Linked DNA regions of Mus musculus: all the other regions are linked to region 2. Evidence: chromatin loops called from intact Hi-C (ENCODE). Cell type or tissue: left cerebral cortex. All regions are shown on one strand.

Region 1 (4,000 bases), 190 kb before region 2:
TTTCAATTCTCCAGTCGTCCCCCTCATACCAGATTCTTGATTTCCAATCCATCACTCTCCCACTGCTACAGGGAGGATATGTGACCTAACTCAGGCTCCACATTTCACCTAGACCCTCAGTCCAGCCAAAGAGACATGGCGATATAGTATCGTCCCCACCCCCCAGCACAGGCTGTCTTCACCCTGCATGCTCCCCCATACCTTGGTCTCAGCTAGGTAGTCAGCAGAGGACTTCAGCTGCCAGGGGTTGGTGGCATCGGGGTGGGGGTTACGCTTGAAGAAGTGGTGAGCCTTGCGAGCCGCATGCAGCAAATGGGGCTTGGGTAAGCCCTGGGTCTCACAGATGTAGCGCACCTGGTCATACTCATTGTTGCCTGGGTAGAGAGGCCAGCCCAGATGTAGCTCGGCCATGACACAGCCCAGAGACCACACGTCCACCTTCTCACAGAAGGGCAGCCCCAGCAGGATCTCTGGGGCCCTGTAGAAGCGGGACTGGATGTAAGGCTCCTTCACATAGCGTACCTCACTGAATATGCTGGCCGAGCCAAAGTCGATCACCTATGGAGGACAGAGGGGATGGAGCACAGGGCAGCTGGGTTGGTGGAGTGGTAGAGATGACAGGATAGGCCCCTCCTGGGACTCATCCCTGTGTATCTCCTGTGTCTGCCTAGCTCTTGTACCTTCTACACTTCCTTTCTTATGAATGACCCTGCCTCTGTCCTCTAGCTATTGCTTCTGTGTCAGGTGTCAGGTCTGGCTCTGTCTGATTCTCTGCTTGAACTTGTGCCTATAATAGTTGGGACCCTCCCCCTGCTGTAGTGCATAGTAGGCAAGTATTCACCCATATCCTCTGTCCTTTTTGTTGGTTAGTTTTGAGACAGGGTCTCATATAGCCCAGGCTGGCTTCAACCTGGTTATGTAGCCAAGGATGTCCTTGAATTCCTGTTCTTTCACCCAGCTCCCAGCTATGATTTTAACATCATTTCACATACTATATATATATTTCCCTGAGGGGGGGTGTTGTGTGTGTTGGAGGTGTTATAGGCATATGTGGGTGTCATCACCCATGTGTGCATGTATAAGGCCAAAGGTCCTCTATCTTCCTCTACCGCTGTAACCTTATTTTGTGAGGCAAGGTCTCTTAGTGAACCTGAAACTCACAACTTTGGCAAGATAGCCGGGCCACTGAGCCCTCAGGATCTTCTTGTCTTCCCTTACATCCCCTCAGCCCTGGGATTATAAAGTCAAGCCCAGCTTTTATGGGGTCCCTGGGGATCTGAATTTAGGCTCTTCTGCTTGTGTGCAGCAAGCACTTAACCCGCTAGGCCTGAGAGATGGCTCAGTGGTAAAGAGCACTGGCTGCTCTTGCAGGGAATCCAGGTTTGGCTCCCAGCACCCACATGGCAGCTCACACCTGTCTGGAACTCTAGTTCCAGGGGGAATCCAAAGCCCTCTGACCTCTTGGAACACCATACATCCATACATTTGCACTCACATATAAAAAGAAAATAAATGAAAAAAAAAATAGAACTCCAGTCCCATGACAACAAGAGCTTTGTATTTTATTCAAGGCTGTGTCTCTGGAGGCCTGGAACTAGTAGGCATTTTACACCAATCAGTATTGTCCTCCCTTTGATTTGTGTGTCTGTCTTCCATGGTCCTAGAGATTGAACTTCAGGCAGGGTCATTCATAAGAGAGGAAATGTAGAAGGTACAATAATCTGGGATTATAGGCATGTTTCACCAGGTCTGGCTCCCTTCTCATATATATATGTATGTATATGTATGTGTGTGTGTGTGTGTATGTGTGTGTATTTGTTTTTCAAGACAGGGTTTCTCTGTGTAACCCTGGTGGTCCTTAAACTCACTCTGTAGACCAGGATGGCCTAGAACTCAGAAATCCACCTCTACCTGTACCTCCCAAGTGCTGATATTAAAAGCATGTGCTGCCACCACCCAGTGGCTCTGTCTCTCTCTCTCTCTTTCTCTCTCTCTCTCCCACTGCCTCTTCAGCTAATCCTCATCTCCCAGTGTCTCTGTCTTTGTTTCTGTGTCATGGACTGGAAAGGTACCATCCTAAAACCAAGTCCTCTAAGATCTTTACCGTCAGACACTGACAACACCCCGAAGGCCTTCAGCTTGTAATTACCAAGCTTCTTGGTAATCCATGGGCCATGGGTAGGCGCCTGCCTTTCCTCTCGCCACCAGGTGGCGCTCTTCCAGTCTCACTGTGAATTCCTGTGACTCAGGGCAGGCTGCAGCTTCCCTGCGTTTATTTATTCATTTATTTATCCATTTAGTCACCTCTTACCTCCATGCACACAAGGCCAATCATGAAATAGTTATTAGTCTGGACTCAACGCCCCCTAGGACTTCAGTGACACTGAGAGTTGAGCCAGTGTATGTGGAGTCCCTTCATTCTGAAAGCACTTGAAGGGTGCCAGCGACCCCCAGGTGCTGTGTGAGCCCTGTTAGGTCTACAGAGCTCTCTTCCTCTCGGCTCACTGTCCTTCCATCCAACAGGGCAGAAATACCCATCTCTTCCTGTCTCTGTGTCTCTAACATTCAGTGGGGCACGGGGAGAGGCACAGTATAGGCAGCTTTGGTCCAGCCCTGCCCTTGGGTGCTGCTGCCAGCCCAGTCATCACCAGTGCCTTGCTGACAGATAAGCAGGCAGAGGAGTCTGAGCTCTGATGGAGGAGGCACAAGAGGGGTGTCTGAGTAGGTTGATGAGGCCCAGACAGAGGCTCAGCAGAAGTGGGATCTAGGGGGAACAAGGGACAGCTTAGGTGCCCACCCAGGGTCAGGAACAGGAACAGAGGCTAGAACCACCTTGCATTTGTCTAGATCCGCAGGCTCTGGCTCAACTTGAGCCCACTCAGCCTCTCTCACATCTTTTCTTTAAAGATGAGGTCTCAGGTAGTGCAAGACAGACCTTGAAAGTGCAAGCTGACCTTGAACTTGTTTAACAGCCAAGGATGACCTTGAATTTTTAATCCTCCTGCCTCCACTTGTGCAGTGCTGGAAATATAGGAGGCTGCCACAATGCCCAGCTGCCCCTCACACTTTTTCATTTTTAAACTGAATTTAGTGGGGGGAGGGATATGCAAATGCAGTGGTATATGTGTAGAGGTCAGAGGACAACTTCCAGAGTCAGGAAGTCAGTTCTCTGCTCCCACCATATGGGTTCTGGCTACTGGACTCAAGTCCTTAGGCTTGGCAGCAAGCACCTGAACTGGCTGAGCCATCTTGCTGGCCCTTCTTTTTCTAAATGTATGTGTAGATGTTTGTATGCGTGTGCACATGTGTGTCATCACACATGCATCGCATGTCTTCTATCGCTCTCTAACTTTTATATATGAGATAAGATCCCTCCCCTCCTGGAACACCGAGCCTGCTGATTGGCTAGACTGGCTGGCCATCAAGCTCTAGGAATCCTCCTGTCTCTACCTCCCCTACACTGATATTACAGGTGTGCTGCCACAGCCGTCTTTTCATGGGGATGGTAGGGGTCTGCACTGAGGTTTCCATGCTTGTTCAGCGGGGACATTACTATCTGAGCATCTCCCCAGCCCCTCTCCCTCACACTGTGAAACCCATCAATCAATTCTAATTCTGTTGTCTCTAGCTCTAAAATCTGCCCGGAATCCACGAATGCCCCAGTTACATCTTTTACCTGGGACTCCTCTTGGATCACCCCATCTGCTTTCTTGGTCCTACTTCCCCCCAAGATGAGCCCCTAAGTCAGAGCCCATCCTGCTGCTCTGAATTCGTCTGCAAGCCTAGCGTGTTGGTGTGTAACTTTGAGCCCATTGTTTGGGAGGCAGAGGCAGGAGGATCTGCCATGAGTTTGAAGCCTGCCTCGTCTACATAGTAAGTTCAAGGCCAGCCAGGGATACATTGTGAAACCATGGAGGGAGATATACATACCAAAACAAAACCAATCTTGACTGTGCCTATGAGGATTTGTGCAACCCCACCCCTACCTCCTTGGTGTCCT
Region 2 (4,000 bases):
GTTCTTGCAGATGGTGTGGCTAAAACAATGGACAGGACCATCTTCCTGGAAGAGTTGATGTGGGCCATAGAGATGGCCCCTGGGTCAGGGGTAAGATCCAATACTAAATTCTTGTTACTTCGAGATTTGGTGTGGCTGAGGAAGAAGGGTCTCGTTAAGTAGCCCAGGCTGGCCTGGAACTCACCCTGGGAAGTGACACCACGTTTGATTCATCAGCAGAGTCTGGTCTCTCCCCTGGGAAGTGGGTACCGGGGAATCTATCAGTTCCACTAGACAGACAGCTACGTTCAGAGACACCAGCACTGAGCGAAGGGGGAGGCCTGCTAAAGCAATTCCAGCTGAGAGGACCTGAGGCCCCTGAACACTCATCTCGGTGGTAACCACTTGTGTCACTTGGGACCTCTGCTCAAGAGAGACTGGGGCAATCAGTTCTTAACTCCTGAAATCCTCCCACCTCCAGGAGAACTCACCGCCCAGGCAACCCCGCCCGGCACCTGTCCATCTAGCCCCTCCCATGTCGCTTACCGATTGGCCTCACTCGGAGCGCTGACAGTGCAGGGCTCTGATTGGCGGGAAGTTTCACAGCCCCAGGCTTGCACGGTGGAGAAAGTGAGTCGGCCTCTGGCTGAGGCGGGGGTAGGGGGCGGGACCGGGGCCAGGCCGATCCGGACCCACTGGACACACTGCCCTCTTGGAGCCGGACTCTGCACCCGACACGATGCGCCGGCCTGGCCTCGGCGGCCCCTGCCCCCTCTTGCTGCTGCTGCTGCTCCCAGCCGCCACATCTGCTAGCGGCTCCAGTCCCAGCCCCAGCCCCAGCCCCATCGAGAAAGCGGTGGTCCCGAGCCACCAGGCCGGGTAAGCCCACTGCAGCGTCTTCTTCCTCGTGCTGTACCCAGTAAGTCTTGTGGTCTCGGAGGAGCAAGACCTTCAGATTTAGGAGGCTACAAAGCAACTGCTTTTGGTAGAAGGATGCTAAGGCCAAAGCCCTTGGATCTGCTGGGAGCCCCTACTTTGCAGTCGTTAGAATTCGAGATGCGCTGAGAAATTGAAGCGGAGGTCCCTCCAGAGGGGTAGGATGGGTAAGGCTCCAGCCAACTCCCGAGTTTATTGGGGAAAGAACCCCAGTTGATACCGGGTAAGACTTCGAGTTTTCTTAGAATAATAGCGATGGGTGGGGCCCTTGAACTAGCCTTCAGCTCCCCAAGTTTCCTGAGTGTTTTTTTTTTTTTAAAGGTGCTGGAAGGTCGTGGTGAGATCTTAAAGAAAAGTTGCCGTGTTCTGGGTTTCTAGGGGGGCTGGATTAATTGGAAAAGACTTCTAGGTTCTTCTAATAGATTAGGAAGACGCATATAGGCTCCTGGCAAGGGGACTGGAGGAAACCTGTGTAGGGGATCCTTGGATTTTCTGACGCTTCTAGTTTTCTGAGATCAGAGCTCCTCCGGATTGAATGAATTACTAATGACTTGGTGGTAAGGTCCAGGGTAGTTTATAAATTTCAGTGTTTATAGGACACCATCGCGTCTGCGGGTGACAGGATCGGAGGAGATGGTCTGCTTAGCATCCCAGTCCTGCTCCTGGCAGCTCTGCGCACCGTTACAAAGGCCGTGGGCTCCGCTCCCGCTCCCGCCTGGGTCTCTGGGAATGCGTTTAGTAACCCGAGCCGCGCCGGGGGCGGGACTGGGAAGGGGTTAACCTGGAGGAAAAGCGGGAGGGATGACGACAGGATTCGAGGGTCTCAGAGGCTCCCCCAGGGCAGCCTGCGCTCCCTCTAAGCCTCACTCATCTAGAATGGATCCGGGCATTGGATTCCCTTTCTCAGTATCTTCCAAAGTTTTTCTCTCTGGGTCTGAACGCGCACCATCATCCCTCACCCCCCCCTCTAACTTGGGGATAATGGACTTGTCTGGGGGGCCCCTGGGTGACGACGCTCTGGCAGTACCGCTGAAGGGTCGCGGCTGAGACCCAGTGGCACTGAGACATATCCGGAAAAGACCCTTTCCTCTCGGACATTGAAGTTCAAGGACCAGGAGACGCTGGTCCCAGGACGTACATCCTAGAAAGGCGGGAACTGGATAAAATTCAGGCCTCGGGATTCCCAATTCTGGACTTCGGTATCCCTACCACCTCAGCACTGTGCTGGACCCGTAGTCTAAGGCGACACCGCAGTGCACAGCCGCCGAGGTCTGTGCATGTAGCGCCACCTACTGTTCGATGTTAGGATGGCGTCTGAGCCTCCACTCTCCTCGAATTAGTGGGCGGAGTTCTAGATCCCAGACAGTCCAGGCTTGTAGATTCGCTTAGAACTCTCCTTTGAAAGTCTCTTGAAATAATTTTAAGCCTGGCGTGATGGCTTATGTATGTAACTTTAGCTTTAGTGGAGAATGAAGCAGGAGGATTGTCGTGAGTTTGAGGGCTACCTGGGCTACACAGTACATTCTAGACCTTGTCTCAAAATAATGATAGTAATGAGTGCTTGGAATTCCCTTGAATCTTGTCTTGGTTTCTCCTCTGTCCTCCACCCCTGCTCTCCTTTGTTCTGAGGCCTGAACAGTCCCACTCTCCTATTTACAGTGTTGCTGCCTGTCACTGCTGCCTAGACCAGACACCTAAGAGTAGCCGCTGCACCCGAGGTGGGTTCTTCCAGGTGGGGTATGGGTATGGGTCCCCAGCGTCATCCAAAATGAAGAGATGGACGATGGCAGAGGCTTGGCCCTGCTTTTCTACTGAATCCCTGATTGTCTCTAAAGCTTCCTGCAGGGTCCGGAACTGCCCACCTGCCAAGTGCACAGGTCTAGAGGGGTGCCTGACCCCAACACCTTCGGTGCCCAGCCCCAGCCGCAGTCCCGTGGAGAAGAGTCAGGTATCCCTCAACTGGCAGCCACTGACGTAAGCATATAATTCCTCCCCTTCCAACACACACACACACACACACACACACACACACACACACACACGCACGCACGCACACGCACACTGGCCTTTCACTATTAACTCATTGTCTGTGTTTCTGTTTATTCTTCCTTGCCTGGCTGAATCATTGGGTCTTTGCTTCTTGATCTGTTTCTGTCTCTACGCCCCACCCACTTTTCCCTTCCCATCCATCTCATATCGCTTCTCTTTCCATACCCTTTTTTTTTTTTTCTTCTTCCATAGTCCTTTCTCTGAAAGTATTTCTCTAAAGATATCCCAAGCCTTGCTCCCAATAAAAGGGCTGGGGGCAATGTTGGGCAAACCCACTCCTGGAAGTGCTCCTGGCTTAGGAGGGTTCCCCCCCCCCTTGAGGTGAGGAGGCCAATTTAATAGTAGTGACAGCCTCTTCCACCCTCTTCCACCTAGTTTGCAGGAGGCCCGAGCTCTGCTGAGGCAAAGGCGGCCCCGAGGGCCGTGGGCCCGGGCATTGCTGAAAAGAAGGCCCCCACATCGCGCCCCTGCCGGCCAGGCCCGGGGTAAGAACATCCGCCCTTCCTCCGTGTAGGGGGTGGAGGGGGGTGGTTCCGGGCCAGATAAAGCCGTCTGGTTCCCACGGTGCTGCCGCCGCCTACCAGTCCCCTATTGTAGCTTGGTCCACCCCACTCCCCAGGATGCGGCCACCTCTAGGGACCCCTGCGTCCGGCAGTATGAGGTGAGCCAGGGACAGAACTAGACGCAGGCCAAAGGCGCTGACCCATCAGGGTGGGGCCGGGAAGCCAGGCGTCCGGGCTCCCGTGGCTGAAGAGGGGGGCAACTCGCCCAGCAGAGAGCGAGGCTGAACCAGTCCAGACAACAAAAGCGATTGTGCGGGTTGGCGCCTGCCCCGGCACAAAATGCCCAAGATTGCGGGACGGCTGGGGGCCAAAGACCTTTCCCTCTTACATGCCAGACCGTCCCTTGACCCTACTTTTACTACAGCCCGGTACCCCAGATTAGAGCACTCTATAGACTCAACTACCCTCAGAAGCCCTCTCCTGCTGTGTGGCCTTCAGCCCAGATGCATCCCCCTCCTTCCTAAGGTTTTCCA
Region 3 (4,000 bases), 150 kb before region 2:
CCTGCCCCCAAACGTGCTATGTAGGCAGCTTCTGCTCTTCCCTTCTTCCCCTTCCCAGCGCTGGGATTACAGGTGTGTGCCACCATACTTGGTGTATTTGATGCTGGGGATGGAACTTCCTGGGCCTCCTGCATGTAAGGCAAACATTCTACCAACTGAGTTATATTCTCAGCGTCCTCAGTGAGCTTCTGAGATACAGACAGCATTCTGTTATAAGTTGCTACTACAGATTAGATTAAAGGAACAAAAAGCCCTTGCAACATGGTCATTAGTACTTGAAATTTTACTTTTATTTTACATTTTTGTGTTTGTGTGTGTGCGCGCATGAGCGTGCAGATGTCCAAAGAAGCCAGCTGCTGGAATCCCTGGAGCTGATTTTAAAGTAACTGTACGCCATCAGATGTGAGTACTGGGAACTGAAATCAGGTCCTTTGTAGGAACAGCAAGCTCTAAAACCACATCACTAGTTCTTATTTATAAGCACTCTTTGGTTTTGCTCTTTTGAGACAGGGCCCCACACTGTAGTCCGGGCTGACCAGCCATTCCAGGCAATCCTCCTGTCTCAGTCTCCCAAGGGGTTAGGATTACAGGTGTGTTCCATTCCTTGATTACAAATACAGCCATCTTACACAGTTCAATACAGAGTATCTGCTATGCATGGAACTCTATGGTCAAATGTACAGAAAGTGGTAGGAAGATGCCATCCTGGGAGGTAGTCAAGGCAGGTTTTTCTAAGAAAGATAAGTACATTGAAGCTGAGTCCTGCTGTTTGCACTGTAGGCTATGGAGAAGCAGGGCCAGGCTTTCCTGAAAGAGCCAAAGGAAGACAGAGAGAGGTAAACCTGAACTGGGGAGTTTAAAAAAAAAAAAAAAAAGAAGGCCACCACACACTAGGAGCAGGCGCAGAGAGTGTGACACAGTAGGAGTCCCGGTGGGGGTGGGGAGCAAGCAGGAGGAGGCGCGGGCAGGAATAGGAGGCTTGGATTTTCAGAGTGTCAGGACAGAGTCATGGAGGGTAGGGTCTAGGCAGGAAGATGAATGGTGACGTTAGTTGGCAAGGTCTCTAGAGGATCCCCGGTAGCTGCTGCCTGGGGAAAGATCGGTGGCGGGGCAGCATCATGTGTGTGTGTGTGTGTGTGTGTGTGTGTGTGTGTGTGTGTGTGTGTAGGTTTGGAGATAGAAGTGGGCCTGAACTGCCTGCCTTCCGACTGCTGTACTCACTGGGATGCTGGCCGCTTGGGTTTAAAGCCTAAGCTGTTAGTAGTCACTCAAGGAAGTAAGGGTCCCGAACTTATTGAGGAAAGAGAGAGACAAGGGAAACCCTGAAGGGCCGCGGGAGTAAGTCATTGACAGAAGTTTGAAAATCGGTACTTTCTTCCAAGAGGACTAGAGTTTGAAGCCCCTAGCCTAATCTAACGGGGGCATAAAGGCCGCAGGGTCTCAGTCCCGGGGACGCTGCCTAGACCTAGCAAGACACTAAAAATCCAGTCTTTGCCCTTTTCGCTGAAGACCCGGGAGCCGGGAACCGCAGGAATTCAGCCCCCACCCCGACTCCGCCCCCCCGAGTCCCGGCGCCCCCTAGCGGTACTCCAACCTGGGCTCCCCCGGGGACTCCGGCCCCAGTGACCCCGGGATCCTTTAGATTCCCCAGGGTACCGCCTGTCCCTCCCGGGCCACAGCGAGCCGCGACCCCCGCGGGCCGCTCAGTGAGCCCGGCCTTCCCTCGCTTCCGGAAGGCAGCGGAGGCGGCTCCTCCCGGAGCGGCGGCGGCGGGGGCGGGTGAGTCACGCAGCCGGAGCCAGGGAGCCGGCGCCTCCGCCCCCTTCTCGGGCTCCGACGTGATTCACCCAGCCCGGCCCGGGCGGGCGACACATACAGGCCCTGGGCGCTCGATCCCGGTCAGCCCCGGCCACCATCTACCTAGCTGAGGTATCGAACACCCTAAAGAACCCGGCCCCCCGTACCCCCGTCTTTCCCCACCAGGCCCCTTCATTTACATACACAGATCACTCGCGGCCAATCAGAACGAAGAGGGAGCCACACGCAGCCAATCAGGAAGCGGCTGCCGTAGCATCGCTAGCTTGTTCTGCTCCAGCAACCGACACCTGGGACGGTAGGCGCAGTTCTGACTCCGGCGCACGACTCCAGACACTCGACTATCCCTAGTTCCCGCCCACTCGCGTGGCAGCCCCGCCCTGCAGCTCAGGGATCGGCTCTCGTTGGTGGTGGTGGGCGGAGCCTGAGCGGGGCCGTTCCAGAAGGAGGGGGGAGGTTGTCCCTAAAGCGCATGCCCAGGAGGACTGCCTGAGCGAAGGGACAGCTCTGGTAGCGATTTCCCTTGTGGGGCGATGACAGGTAGGGGTTTTGTACTTTAAAAAGTACAGGCCTGTCACTTCATGTGTTATTTTAGAAAACTGTATGACTTCTGGAAGAGGACCTACTTCTTGAGAGTTACAAAATTAACAGTTTTCTCAGTAGGGCTTAGGATACTGGACTCAATACAGTGAGACAACTGGATTCTACTATGATTAAAGACGGGAGTAAGGGGGGGACGGAACGACACCAGAGTCACGTCCTGGGCATCAGTTCCGGAGGAGCTGTGTGACTTTGGGCAGCAGTTTAAGTCCCTGAAAATAATTTCCTGCGGGGCGTGGTTGTTCACACCCATAACCCCAGTATGGGAAAACTAAAGTATGGGGGATTGCTTTGAGTTTGCAGCCGGACTACTTAGTGGATTTGAATCCAGCCTGGACCTCAGAGTGAGATCCTGTCTTAAAACAAAACAAAACAAAACAAAACAAACTAGCAAAAAAAACCGACGAACTTTTTTTTTTTTTTTTTTTTTTTTTTGCGACAGTTTCACTAACTTGCCCAAGTTAGCCTGGGAAACAGAGCAACCAACCCTCCTCAGCCTGTCAGTGACTGGAACCAGAGACTTATGCCACACCTAATATTCTTTTTTTTTTTTTTTTTGGTTGTTTGGTTAGTTGGGTTTTAGTTTAGTTTTTGTGTATGTTTTTGTTTGTCTCTTTGTCTTGGTTTTGGGTTTTCGTTTATTTTGAGACAGGGTTTTTCTGGGCAACAGCCATGATTGTCCTGTAACTCAATCTATAGACCAGGCGGCCTCTAACTCAGAGATTCACTAACCTCTGCCTCCTGAGAGCTGGGGTTAAAGGCCTGCGCTCCACACCTGGCCTTCAGCTATTCTTAAAATATGTTTGGAAAGGTACAGTTTAGTGAAAGAGTGCTTGCCTCACATTTCAGCATGTTAAACACCTGCACTTGGTTACAGCACTGAAAAATAAAATAAAGTAAAATAGCCTGATGATTTACTAAGAGTAGAACATTAAGGGCTGGAGAGGTGGCTCAGTGGCTAAGAGTACTTGTTGCTCTTGCAGAGGACCAGGCTCGGCTCCTGGTTCAGGTTCAGTTCAGCACCCACATGGCAGCTCATGACTGCCTATAACTGTAGTTTTAGAAGATCCAACACCCTATTCTGACTTTCTCAGTCACTCGATACACGTACTACATAAACAGCCAAACAAGCACAAACACAAATCCAAACAGTAGAATGCTGGGCTGAGGAGGTGGCTCAGTGGGTAAAGACACTGGTGCTGCTAAGTGACAAGCTGAGTTCTGTCTCCAGGGCTACAGAGAAACCATGTGTGGAGAAACAAACAAACAAACAGTCAATCAACAAAGAGCTAGTCTGTGAAGCTGGAGAGGTGGTTAAACTGTTAAGACTACTGTCTGGTCTTCCAGAAGACATGGGTTTGATTCCTAGCACCTACATAGGAGTCCCAACAATATAATTCCAGATGCCCTATTCTGGCTTTTGTGGGTTCCAGGCACATATGTGGTACATAGGCAGACATGTAGGTAAAACACCTATGTATACAAAGTAAGATAAATCTTCATGTGGTTGCTGGGATTTGAACTCTGGACCTTCGGAAGAGCAGTCGGGTGCTCTCACCCACTGAGCCATCTCACCAGCCCCCTA
Region 4 (4,000 bases), 110 kb before region 2:
AACATTTTGTTCATGTTTCTTGTATTTATTTATTTGTCAGAGTGTCACACTGTAGCCCACACGATCACCGAATTCACAATGTAGCTCAGGCTGGCCTTAAACCCTGTGCTGTTCCTGCTGTCTACCTCCTAACTGCAGGTGTCAAACATCTGGTCAGGCTTTCTGTTAAGCTTTTATTTTTAAGTAATCTCAGCTATAGAGAAGTTGCAAGATTCTCTAGACCTGCTTCCTCTTTTTACTTATATACATAGTATATGATATGCAGAACTTATATATTTGCATAGAAAATTCACACATGTACAAATCTGTCTGTCTTTCTGTTTCTCTTCCTATTTGAGAATAAGTTGCAAAATTCATTCACTTTTAAGGTTTTTCTTTTCCTTCCTTCCTTTTTTATTTTTGGAGGCAAAGTATTACACAAAACAGGCTGGCCTTGAACTATGTTTTCCAGAACTGGCTGTGAACCTTAAAAAGAGAGTGTGAACCTTCCACTCTCTGAGTCTTGGGAGTATAGGATTTTCTCATCATTTCTCCAGCTCTTTCAAGAATTAATAAAATAAAATAAAATAAAATAAAATCTTAACACTCAATACAAAATTTCACTGCCTGACCAGTACACATAAATTCATATGTCAATCCAACATCTGGCATTCTGTAACCTTATCCTGGCAGGAATGCAGATGATAATCAGACTGCTTGAAACAGTGGACCCCCCACTCCAAAAGTGCAACTTTCCCAAATGCCTCATGATGGCAGGAGAAGGAGGCCGGGGCCCTGTGCCAACCAGAAGAGGAAGAGATTTCATGGCTCTGACAACTTGTCAGAGCACCTTGGAGGACACAGGGTTCAACAAGATGATGGCTGTGATGACCACACCATTAACGAGAGGGATTGCGCATGCGTGGGTACCTCTTGCCTTCTATTTAAACTTGTAGCTTTCATCAAGACCTTGAAGGCTGGGTCTGGGTAGCAGAGGAGCTTCCCGACATGCTTACATTAAATTCATCTCCTTTTTCTACTTTCACTATTAGTTTTTCTCACTAATTGACCTGCTGAGGACACGTGGTCAGACCTGGCTGCCAGGGCCTAGGCTCAGATTCTAGCGACTCCCGCAGCAGCAACTTGATACATTTTGATCGTTTGTGACCAATTTAAAGCAGTCCAGCACTCACACTGAGCCCTAGTTTGAAAAGTCCTAGATTGTAACAATTTTACAAAGTGGCCATTCTTATCATACCAAGAAAGGGAAACTGAGGCAGGTTCTGGTAACTAGCCTTGGGCACACAGTGGGTAGAGAAAACCAGAGCTACATTTAAGACTGGGCTATAATCTTTATATCTGAGTTCAGTTGGCTGAGGAGTATAAGCACCCACTGGGCATGAGCCTTGGTTCTAAGCACTTTCTGCATTGTAAGTCATTTCATCAGAGTCTCAAGGCAACCCCTGTTTTTGTTGTTGTTTTGTTTTTGAGACAGGGTTTCTCTGTGTAGCCCTGGCTGTCCTAGAACTTACTCTGTAGACCAGGCTGTCCTCGATCTCACATAGATTCACCTGCCTCTGCCTCCCAAGTGCTGGGATTAAACACTTGCACCACCACCACCACCCAGCTAGCAACCTCTGTTTATCTGTTACTCTTATTTGTGTGTGTGCATGTATGGAAGTCAGAGGTCAAGTTCTTCTGAGTTGGTTCTCTCTTTCTGGGGATTTAACTCAGGTTGTCAGGTACCTTTACCCACTGACCTATCTGTCTAGCCCGCAACCATTGCTTCAATATTGGTCTTCTTTTCTCTTTTCTTTATTTATTTTACAGATATTTAGGTCTTTGACTGTAGATGACACAGTATTTGGTCACATCACTGTGGTATGTGGTAGACCTGGCTGTTTAAATACACAGGATGAACCCAGAGTCTGTTTGTTAGACCCTTGGTCCTACAAAATGACATTGAGGGACTAAAACCCAAGCCCTTCCTAGCTACTTGTTTTCCTTGACTGTGCAGTTTCTTGGGCACGCTAGGCCGCTAGGCCGTGGGGCCTACTGAGCCACGCCCCCCTCAAGCCTCTTCTCACAGGTGGATCCCAGGCAGGCGTTTCATCTCTGAGAGCTATATCCCCTAATCCCTTCCTGCCTTTTTTTTTTTTTTTTTCCTTTTTCTTTTCTTTTTTTTTTCCTCTTCCTGTTTCTGACAGGTTTTTCTGAGCCACAGGGAGAAAAAGGCCAGGCCTCCCGGAAATCCTTCGTGTAGTTCCGACTGTGACCAGCAGGGAGAGCCATCAGTAAACAGTGGTATTGGGGATTAAGGTATTTAACAGGATACTCCACAAATTCATGGTGACACAGCATTTGTCAACTTCTCTCTTCCTTTCCCTGTTCCTCCCTAGAAATGATTTATCAGCAGCTTGCTTTTGTTTTGTTGTTTTGACATAGGGTCTAAGGTTGCCCACGATGGCCTTGAACTTGCTGCGCAGCCAAGGATAGGTTTGATCTCCTGAGTCTCCTACCTCTGCCTCTCCAGGGGTGGGGGAAATTACAGGTCTACACCACCACAGCCAGCCTGTAGTTTGTTTTCTCTGGGAGGCCCAGGGCGCTCTCCTTTGCCACGAATTAAGGCCCTCATTAAGTCCCTGGGGGAAAGGATAGCCCATGGGGGGCGGGGGGATGGAACTTCTAGAAAAAGCCTCACCCAAAGCAGGAGCTGTGCTGGGAACCAGCAGGGACTGGGCTCTTTGTGGCCTCCACCCTTTTGGGGCACTCTGATAGTCAATATCTTAAGAATCGCCAAGGCTAGCAAGGGTGTGGCTCTTTATCTGGAACTTTCACGTCTGGTCCAGAGTTAACTTCTAGACTGAGGAGCCAGGGGATGATGGGGGATCCTGCGCCCTCCCCTCGGGAGGCCCCAAAGCTCAATGTCCTTCCCAGGACTTCAGTTCTTGGACTGCCCCTCTCTTATAGGGTGATCACCTCCATTCTCTTTGAAGTAAGTTGCTGCCTAACCTTTTCGATTTTCTGTTCCAGTGACCAAACTATGAGCCTGCAGACAGTTTTTTAGTGCTTAAGACCACGGACCGGAGTTCAAATCCCGACACAGCCATGTACCAGCAAGTCCTCTCCGCCTCAGTTTTCTTATGTGTCAAGTGGGGTAACACACTAGTTCCCATTCCAAATGAGGGTCACCAGAATTTTAACACGTGTAAGGAGATGGCCCGGCTGGCTGGATGCCAAGCTAGTCCTGGCTCAGAAAACCCTTTCTGGGTGTGCTAACTAGGACCACCACCACAGTTACGACATTTCATAAGAACCCCTGGTTTGCATAGAACTGTCAGAGGAGTCCTCCAGGTTCCCACAGTTAATTCCTTTACGCCTTGAACCCACATAACGCTGAATGTCAGAGTCCTCCATTTGTGCCCCCGTGACCACTTGCTGGCCCACAGGCTGGGGCACACACCGCCCCGTGTGGTCTCCGCCCGGCCCCCAGGACGACTTTTCCCAAAACTCCGCCCGGTGTTCATGACTTCCCCCACCCGCCCCGGCTCCTGCCTGCTTGCACCGCCTGCGCCAGTGTGGTGAGCCCGGTCCTGCCGGTGGCACCGAAGATCGCGATCTTCTTGACAGTCATGCTGCGGGGTCCAGGGCCGGAAAAGCTGAGAACTCCGAGGACGCGCGGGAACACAGTGGCTGCGAGGAGGCGCGCTGCGGGTCCTCCTCGACCCAGAAGGAGGGGGCGGGACCAGACAAGGTTCCAGCCTCCGCCTCACCCTCCTAATTTGGGTTCAAAGGGCGGGACCGAGGCGACCACGCCTCCCGCTGGAAAGAGCATGAGTAGGCGGAGGAGTCAAATTGCATTTCCAGAGCCCCTTCTCCGATAGGCGCTTAGACGTAGAAGCCACGCCCCTTCTAGGGAAGGGAGTGGGCGGTGCTAGAGCAGTTTGTCACTTAGCGCTCTGCCTACTAGAGACAGCCACCCTTAGTGGGCGGGGCTGAGCGGGGCGGGGCCGGCCGGGGC
Region 5 (4,000 bases), 170 kb before region 2:
GGTTAAGAGCACTGACTGTTCTTCCAAAGGTCCTGAGTTCAAATCCCAGCAACCACATGGTGGCTCACAACCATCTTTAATGAGATCTGATGCCCTCTTCTGGAGTGTCTGAGGACAGCTACAGTATATTTACATATAATAAATAAATAAAATTAAAAAAAAAGATTCACTTTAAAAAAAAAAAGAAAAAGAAAACAAGCTGGGCATGGTGGCAATGCCTTTAATCCCAGCACTTGGGAGGCAGAGGCAAATGGCAGTAGTAAGTCAGTTCGAGGCCAGCCTGGTCTACAGAGGGAGTTCGGGATAACCAGGGCTACATAGAGAAAGGCTGTCTTGAAAAACCTAACCAAACCAAACAAACAAACAAGAAAAGACTAAAGGCCGTGTCTGCCAAGCTCCTATCAGGTAGCACGTTGAAGCCTGGCAACTGCTCCTCTTATCCCTTTCTGTTCTCTTGGATACTGCTCAGAGCCTGGGCATGCTTTCCCTGGCACAGTGTTTTGTGTTTTCTTATTCTTTCTCTGAGGCTCCCACACCCCTCCCCCCATCCCTTTAGCCATGTGACTACTTACTAACCTCCATTGCTTTCTTGGACCCTAACTTAAAAGACCTGGCTCTCTCTCTTCCTCTCCCCCACTCAACAATTGCTAAGACTTACTGCCTGCACTGGGGTTTTTCTCCCAGTCTGTAATAAAATTGTCCTTGGGTGTTTTGTTTTGTTTTGTTTTTTAAAAAACACTCCGACCTTGTCTTTCTCCAAACAGGTATCAGCAGGCCACTCAGTCCTCAGGTCAAACCTCCTTGGAGATTCCCCACAACCAATGAAGTGGGGATGAAACCTGGCCAGTCACTCTATCACCTAAAAGTGATGCCTAGAAGCATCCTTGAGGCCTCCCTCTCTATGGTAGCCCACACCTAGTCCTGAATATCTGAGAGTCAAGTCCTTCCAACACCACCATATTAAGCCTGCCCATCCATCACTTCTTAGAGGCTAATTGATCTTGTCCCTGATGCTGCCTCTTACATTTCAGCCAACTGTAAATAAAGCAGCTAAACAAGACTCATTTCTGCTTCTCTTCTGCTTATGTCACAGAATAAAAGTCATAGTCCTTATGAGCCCTTCAAAACTGCCCTTGCCCCTACCTTCTCATGAGTTTCACCCCACTATTCTGTAAGTTTCTTTTATTTATTCATTTATTTATTTATTTATTTATTATATGTAAGTACATTGTAGCTGTCTTCAGACACTCCAGAACAGGGAGTCAGATCTCGTTACAGATGGTTGTGAGCCACCATGTGGTTGCTGGGATTTGAACTCTGGACCTTCGGAAGAGCAGTCGGGTGCTCTTACCCACTGAGCCATCTCGCCAGCCCTTCTGTAAGTTTCTTATGTGTAGGGACCTTTCTGTGTTCTGTTCACCATTGTAGCCAAAGCAGTAAGATGCTTAGTAAATAACTGTTATGGAACGGGATGTACTTCACTGGTAGAAGGCTTGCCTAGAGCTCACCAATGAGAGGCTGGGAGCACAGTTCATAGAGCATTCACCTAGCATTCATCCAAAAAGCCCTGGGTTCCATCCTCAGTATGACAAAAATGAACATATACATTTTAAAAATAATTAATTAAAGAAAGAATAATTGCTACATGCAATGCATAAGTTGAAACAGCTCTATCCATAGTTCTTAAAAACATCTTTCATTTAATTAAGTTCCTCTCTCCATCTCAAGTTAACTCCACCCCTTTTTCCTGTCCCAATAACACATTAATTAGCACTTACATAGTGCTTACTGTGTGACACTTATCTGTGTGCTGTTTTCAAAACCTGACTCATTTAAGCTACATAATAACCTCATGAGGTCAGTGCTAATTATTCCCATTTAAAGATGAAAATATGGAGACACAGAAATATCACGAGGGTTCTGGGAGTCCAACACAGACAATGAACCGGCCCTAAATAATCATAGTGCCAGCTGGGCATGGTCGCTCAGGCCTGTCATCCCAGCTACCCTGGAGGCTGAGGCAGAAGGATCAAAAGTTCAAGGCCAAGGGCTGGCAAGATGGCTCAGCAGTTAAGACTGCTCTCTGCTCTTCCAGAGGATCTATCACCCACTTGGTGGCGCACAGGGGATTCCGAGCCCTCTTCTGGCCTCCAGGGGTACAACAGATACATCACACACCGACATAGTTGGTGGCAAAACATCCATACAAATAAAATAAACTAATTATTTTTTAAGTTTACAGCCAGGGTTACACAGGAAGTTCAAGGCCAACTCGAGCAATTTAGACTCAAAAATTTTAAAAAAATAGAAAGACGGGCATAGGGGTGCGTGCCTATATCCCAGCTTTTGGTAGACGAAGTACATCCTCAGCTGTACAGCGAGTTCAGGCAGGCCTGGGCTCCTTTCCGAGCCCCCAAAACAATGTAATTCGGTGGTAGAGCAAAGGCCTGGCATGCTGGAGGAGCTAGATTCAGAACAAGGAAAGCCTCGCCACAACCTCTTAACCCCGCCTCCTAGCAAATAAGCACAACTTCAGTTTCATCCTGCCAGCACTCTAGGCGGATACCTAACCACACCCATGCAGGTCAACCCTGACCCACCAGGCCTTCAGACTCCGCCCCACTCCGCCACGCCCCCGCCAGGCCCCGGACCCAAAGCAGATTCCTAACTCCGCCTCCACAGACCCGATGTGCCCCGCCCTCCCCAAGTCACGCCCCCAGCGCGGTGGCCAAGGCAAATTCTTAACTCCGCCCCCATAGGCCGGCTCCGCCTTGCCATATGCAGACCACGCCTACCTTCTTGCAAGCTGAGGCTCTTAGCTGCCGGTGAGTCCTCTCGCAGCTCACGGACAAAGATTCCTTCTTTGCCGCCGCCTGCTACGTTGAAGCCGCTGACCCCGGTCTGTGCCTCGGTCTCCACGATAATCTCCACCAACTCCGCCCGTCTCAGCTCCTGCGAGGGGCAGCAAGGGGTCGCCATGGAGCTCCAAGACGGCAACTCGCCCAGAGCTCGCCATGGCGTTCCTTCTCTAGGACCCGCGTTGTGGTTAAACAGCTCTCCTTTCCCGCTCGCTCTCTGGGAGGGTCGCGGTCCGAAAAGCAAGGGGCGGGGCGGGGCTGGAAGAAGAGGGGATGAGTAGGCGGGGCAAGATCATGGGGCGGGACTAGAAGTGCCAAATTAGGTGATTTTGAGAAGCTTATTAATTTTCCATTCTTTCTTCCTTTTCTTCCTTTTTTTTCATTTTATTTTTGAGACAGGGACTCCTGTAGCCCAGAACGTCCTAGAAATCCTCCTTCAGAGATCCTCCTTAAAGTACTGGGACTAAAGTCATAAGACAAAATGCCAATTCCAATATCCATATTTTAAAGACCAAATGGGGCTTTAATAACTACACAACAAGCCTAGGGATTTAACCCAGTGGTAGAAGTCTTGCATAGCACGCACGAGGTTCTGAGTTCTGTTCCCAACATGAAACTAAACAAACCAAAATATAAAATATTCAGCTTGATAATAGTTATTCCTACAGGACAAAGGCATGCCTCTAATAAAGGGAGACACCCTTAAGCCATGCGGGATGGAAGAATGGGGTCTTGCCCTCTGTGGGCTTGAATATGTGTAAGAATGCTGTTGTGAACTCTTAACTCCAAGACATGCATAACTCCCCCGGGAAAAGGAATCCAATGAAGGGGGGGGGGGTGCGTGGGTAATGAATGGTGACCGCAGCAGAACTGGCATTCATGGTATTTGCTGGCCCTGGCTCTGAAACACGCTAGAGGGTTCACATCTGCTTCCCAGAAGGGGAAGCGAGAGGTCTGATTCTGTCTAGGAAACCACAAGATTTTGCGGAGCACCTTGCACTTCTGGGCCTGTTGCTGTACTGCAAAGTTGGGTGGTGTGAAAGGAAAGTCTGGTTGTGAACTGAAACCTGACCAAGCATGGATGGACCTGGGAGAATGCAAGGCACTGCGACCAGCCAGGAGAGGGAAAATCAGGCCTAGAC
Region 6 (4,000 bases), 350 kb before region 2:
GGGATGGAGCAGGTAGCCAGATTAGGATTAATAGATCAATAATTGCCCAGATTAGGATTAATAGATCAATAATTGCCCAGATTAGAATTAATAGATCAATAATTGCCCAGATTAGGATTAATAGATCAATAATTGCCCAGATTAGGATTAATAGATCAATAATTGCCCAGATTAGGATTAATAGATCAATAATTGCCCAGATTAGGATTAATAGATCAATAATTGCCCAGATTAGGATTAATAGATCAATAATTGCCCAGATTAGGATGTAATAGATCAATAATTGCCCAGATTAGGATTAATAGATCAATAATTGCCCAGTATCTGGGTGCAGCTTTGTTTCTCTGTGTGGTTACTGGGGACTAACAAAAGTTAAAAGAAATGCAACCACCAGATTACTTCACACTGTGATATAAATACATTTATATTTTAAAAATAGTTCATTTTATAATAATCGAGGACATGAGGCCCGACAGACCAGAGTGGAGTCCCTCATTCCATGTGACAAAGCCACCTTATATCTCCCCTCCAGGAGTTTGTTTTCCTAGACTTCTTCCCTGAAACTCTTAGCACCCTCTCCATGTGGGCCCCAGGTTAACAGACTCCCTCCTTACCACCTGGTGTCCAGGAATCAGAAACCCAACTACAAGCACACACTGTAGGTTACCTGACAATCACATGCCATGGGGTATCTCCCTGTAATAAGTATAAGAAGGGGCCCTCACAGTGCTGGACGGTGTTGTCCATGCCTTAATCCCTGCACTTGGGAGGCAGCATCAGGCTGATCTCTGAGTTCAAGACCAGTCTGGTCTACAGAGTGAGTTTCAACAGCCAGGGCTACACAGAGAAACCCTGTCTTGAAAAAAAATCAATCAAAGAAACAAAACAAATATGCTTCCTTCCATCTGCCTAGTGGGCCTGATTCTCCTACAGCCTCTGCCACACTGTGGTCTATCCATGGATTTAATAACCGTTCTAATCAACTCTTTGGTTGTTTTTAGAGTTTCTCTGTATAGTCACATAGACCAACCTGCCTCTGCCTCCCAAGTGCTGGGATTGAAGGCCTACACCACCACCCTTCTGCATAATAATCTTAGTTTTAAAAAGACAATCCGCTTCAGCATTGCCTTAAACAGCAAACCTGCAACTCTTTAATAATGACACTACCAGGGCAGGAGAGGTGGCTCAGCAGCTGATCCTCCAGCAGACCTGAGGAGGACCCAAGCTCAACTCCCAAGACCTATGCCAAGCAACTTACACACCATGTACCACGTTAAATTCCAGGTCCAGGGTGTCTGACGCTCACTCTCGGCTCCCAAGCACACCCGTGCTTACATGGCTAGTGCTCACATGGACTGCTGTGGAGGCTGACACAAAGAAAAATTTAAAACGCTCTAAAAATTAAACATCTTAAAAGCCTGGACTAGAGGATTTCCTTACCCTAACCCCACCTCATGGAGAGAAAGAACTACCTGCAAGGTGGACATGAGCCGAACCCTGCTCAGTGGGCCTGGGTACTCTGGTCCCATGGTATTGGTCTCTAAGGTGTGTGGAGGGTGTACCTTTAAAGATTTGACCAGTTTGTCCGGGGGAGTTCTACAATCTTCTCTGTATATTTAATGAAAGTGAAGCACACCACACCCAGTGAGCGTTTTTCAATTAAACGTTTTACACTAAAAATAGATGAGTCAGCTTTCTCCTTCCTTATGGAGGTTCTCTTGCTCTGGGGGAATCAGACACAGCACTGGGCTGCTAGGGGGAGGCTTCTCTGGGCAGAGCTGAGGCCTCTGGCCAAGAGCAGCACTGTCTTCCAGGTGTGGGAATGAGACCCTCTTATGGGATCCCTTAGAACCAGTCAAGCGGTCTGATGACTGGAGATCTGGACAATGTCTTTAAAACAGAACCACCAGATAATCTGCTCACGGGTACTTGACCCACTTAAAATGGATGAGATAAATTTTTACTGTTTTTTCATTTTTAAATCTAGAAACCTGCCATTGCACATAATGGCCACTAGGTGGCATTAGGAGTCCAAGGATAAAAGCAAAGAGAAGGGTTCATTGTTGGTCAGTAGTCCGCAAACGGATCTCCATCCCTTTACAGATATCATCAAGCAGAAGGATGGAGGTGAGGGGAGAAAAGGACAAAGAGGAGGAGATTGTCAAGGTTAGTGTTTGTCTGCGTCCCGCCCCCCCCCCCATCCCCAGAAGGGAGAAGGAAGAAGCTGGCACTGGGGACAATCAAGGTTTTGCTGTTTTTCACTGATTCTAGGACTGGAGAGCTCTGCTAGGAAGTGCCTTTGTAAGTTCAACAGGCAAATCGTGGGGACAGTGAAACAAATTAAAAACCTCCAAACAAGGTAGCTCTGCCAGTATTAAAGCAATATAAACAGGGGAGTGAGACAGTTAAGTAGATAAAGGTGCCCTGAAGCCAAGTCTGACAGCCTAAGTTCCATTCCTGGCACCACATGGAGGGGGAGAAAGCACAACCCAGGAAGTTGTCCTCTGATCACCACACATGGGGAGGAGGGATAGGATACGGAAGCGTGTGCACATGTGCATGCACACACACATACTTGTTTCTAAAAAGAGGAGCCAGACATGGCAGAACACAACCAATGGCAGTCTCAATACTCAGGAGAACTAGGCAAGAGAATCGGGAGTTTGAGGCCAGCTCGGGCTAAGTAGACTCTATCTTTTAAAAACTTCAAAGAAGGGGCTGGTGAGATGGCTCAGTGGGTAAGAGCACCCGACTGCTCTTCCAAATCCCAGCAACCACATGGTGGCTCACAACCATCCGAAGTGAGATCTGACTCCCTCTTCTGGAGTGTCTGAAGACAGTTACAGTGTACTTACATATAATCAATAAATTAAAAAAAAAAACTTCAAAGAATACTAACAACAATATTAATAACAAGTTTAAAGAAAAAATACGGAGAAACATGAAGAAACCTATGAAAAATAAGTAAGATAGCTGGGCAGTGGTGGTACATACCCTTTAACGAGCAATCAGGAGACAGAAGCAGGCACAGCCCTGAGTTTGTAGGTAAGTCTGGTCTACAGAATGAGTTCCAGGACTTCCACGGTTATATGGAGAAAAGCGAGCAAGATATATGAGGATTCACACACAGACACATGCAAATATCCTGTGTAAGCACACACGTATGCATAATGAAAAAGCACCTGTCCAGCTGAGTATGGAAGTGCCTGCAATCCCAGCATCCCAGAGTGGGGAAGACTGAAGCTGAACAGCCAGGAGTTCAGGGTCAACCTGAGATACTGGTCTCAGAAACAAAAAGAAAAAGAAGGAGGAGGAGGAGGAGGAAGAGGAGGAGAAAGAGAGAGAGAGAGAAGAGAGAGAGAGGAGAGGGAGAGAGGGAGGGAGGAAGGAAGGAAGGAAGGAAGGAAGGAAGGAAGGAAGGAAGGAGGGAAGAAAGAAAAGTGGATCTGGAGAGATGGCTGAGCATCTAAGAGGGGGCGTTGCACTCACAGAGGACCCCCAGTTTGGTTCCTAGCACTCATTGTATCACTCACAATTTTCTGTCACTTCACCTCCTGGAGAGCCTATGCTATATTCTGGAATATGTATGCAGAGACCTACACACAAATAAACATACACATAATTGAAAATAAAAGTACAGATTTTTTTTTTCTTTAAAGAGGGAGGCAGACATACACCTGCCAGGTCTGTTGGTACAGCATATGCCATTAATCCTAGGCAGATCTCTGTGAATTCAAGGTCAGTCTACTCTACAAAGTGAGTTCCAGGACAGCCAGGGATACATAGTGGGACCCTGGCTCAAAAGGAAAAGAGGAGAAGGAAGAAGGAAGGACAAACGGTAAAGGTTTCCCTGAGATTCCATTTTTCTTATCACCTAAGCCCAGAAAAAGTCCTAATGCCAGGTGACTCTGCTGGCAAAGCCACGAGGAAGGCACTCTTCATCCCCTACTCCCTGAGTCCATAGAGAGAAAGAAACACCGTGGTTGGAAGGCAGGGTTCA

What was found. A loop is a pair of places that touch in the nucleus more often than their neighbours do. Peaks named below come from ENCODE experiments on the same cell type or tissue, not always from the same donor. Only the 100,000 strongest peaks of a DNase experiment are listed, where the experiment ranks them.
Region 1: a loop joins it to region 2, with 3 times the contacts of the local background. A loop is called at or near these places in 18 of 42 quality-filtered maps.
Region 3: a loop joins it to region 2, with 2.4 times the contacts of the local background. A loop is called at or near these places in 6 of 42 quality-filtered maps.
Region 4: a loop joins it to region 2, with 5 times the contacts of the local background. A loop is called at or near these places in 9 of 42 quality-filtered maps.
Region 5: it touches region 2 in a loop (2.3-fold over the local background); 11 of 42 quality-filtered maps call a loop at or near these places.
Region 6: it touches region 2 in a loop (2.7-fold over the local background); 12 of 42 quality-filtered maps call a loop at or near these places.

What each region holds. Positions count from the first base shown.
Region 1 is chr7:27,524,854-27,528,853 of GRCm38, reverse strand. Hipk4 (homeodomain interacting protein kinase 4) reads right to left here. Exons shown (of 4, transcript NM_001033315.2): 2 at 202-558. Among named protein-coding and RNA genes, the nearest start is that of Hipk4, 3.6 kb to the right of the region's middle. In left cerebral cortex, a CTCF peak has its summit at 2,213 (motif pointing right); DNase peaks (open chromatin) are centred at 1,290, 2,210, 2,600, 3,335 and 1 more place; H3K27ac peaks cover 445 bases.
Region 2 is chr7:27,334,286-27,338,285 of GRCm38, reverse strand. Gm30543 (a long non-coding RNA gene) reads right to left here. Exons shown (of 2, transcript XR_391221.3): 2 at 1,474-1,696. It also overlaps a transcript of Ltbp4 not described here. Among named protein-coding and RNA genes, the nearest start is that of Ltbp4, 2.6 kb to the right of the region's middle. In left cerebral cortex, CTCF peaks have their summits at 2,213 (motif pointing left) and 3,443; DNase peaks (open chromatin) are centred at 595, 1,686, 2,207 and 3,739; H3K4me3 peaks cover 503 bases.
Region 3 is chr7:27,485,080-27,489,079 of GRCm38, reverse strand. It overlaps Sertad1 (SERTA domain containing 1), which reads right to left and starts at 2,127. Exons shown (of 2, transcript NM_018820.4): 1 at 2,002-2,127. Gm38972 (a long non-coding RNA gene) reads left to right here and starts at 2,120. Exons shown (of 5, transcript XR_881906.2): 1 at 2,120-2,355. In left cerebral cortex, CTCF peaks have their summits at 1,388 and 1,593 (motif pointing left); DNase peaks (open chromatin) are centred at 938, 1,197 and 2,162; H3K4me3 peaks cover 2,255 bases; H3K27ac peaks cover 2,083 bases.
Region 4 is chr7:27,447,731-27,451,730 of GRCm38, reverse strand. It overlaps Blvrb (biliverdin reductase B (flavin reductase (NADPH))), which reads right to left and starts at 3,753. Exons shown (of 5, transcript NM_144923.3): 1 at 3,535-3,753. The coding sequence starts at 3,613. In left cerebral cortex, CTCF peaks have their summits at 2,252 (motif pointing right) and 3,520; DNase peaks (open chromatin) are centred at 2,219, 3,213 and 3,872; H3K4me3 peaks cover 1,021 bases; H3K27ac peaks cover 462 bases.
Region 5 is chr7:27,506,899-27,510,898 of GRCm38, reverse strand. Prx (periaxin) reads right to left here. Exons shown (of 7, transcript NM_198048.2): 5 at 2,796-2,952. Gm15541 (a long non-coding RNA gene) reads left to right here and starts at 2,940. Exons shown (of 3, transcript XR_881907.3): 1 at 2,940-4,000. In left cerebral cortex, CTCF peaks have their summits at 2,142 (motif pointing left) and 2,925; DNase peaks (open chromatin) are centred at 2,137 and 2,736; H3K4me3 peaks cover 1,202 bases; H3K27ac peaks cover 869 bases.
Region 6 is chr7:27,683,927-27,687,926 of GRCm38, reverse strand. It overlaps a transcript of Zfp607b not described here. Among named protein-coding and RNA genes, the nearest start is that of Zfp607b, 3.4 kb to the left of the region's middle. In left cerebral cortex, CTCF peaks have their summits at 2,018 (motif pointing right) and 2,828 (motif pointing left); a DNase peak (open chromatin) is centred at 2,075.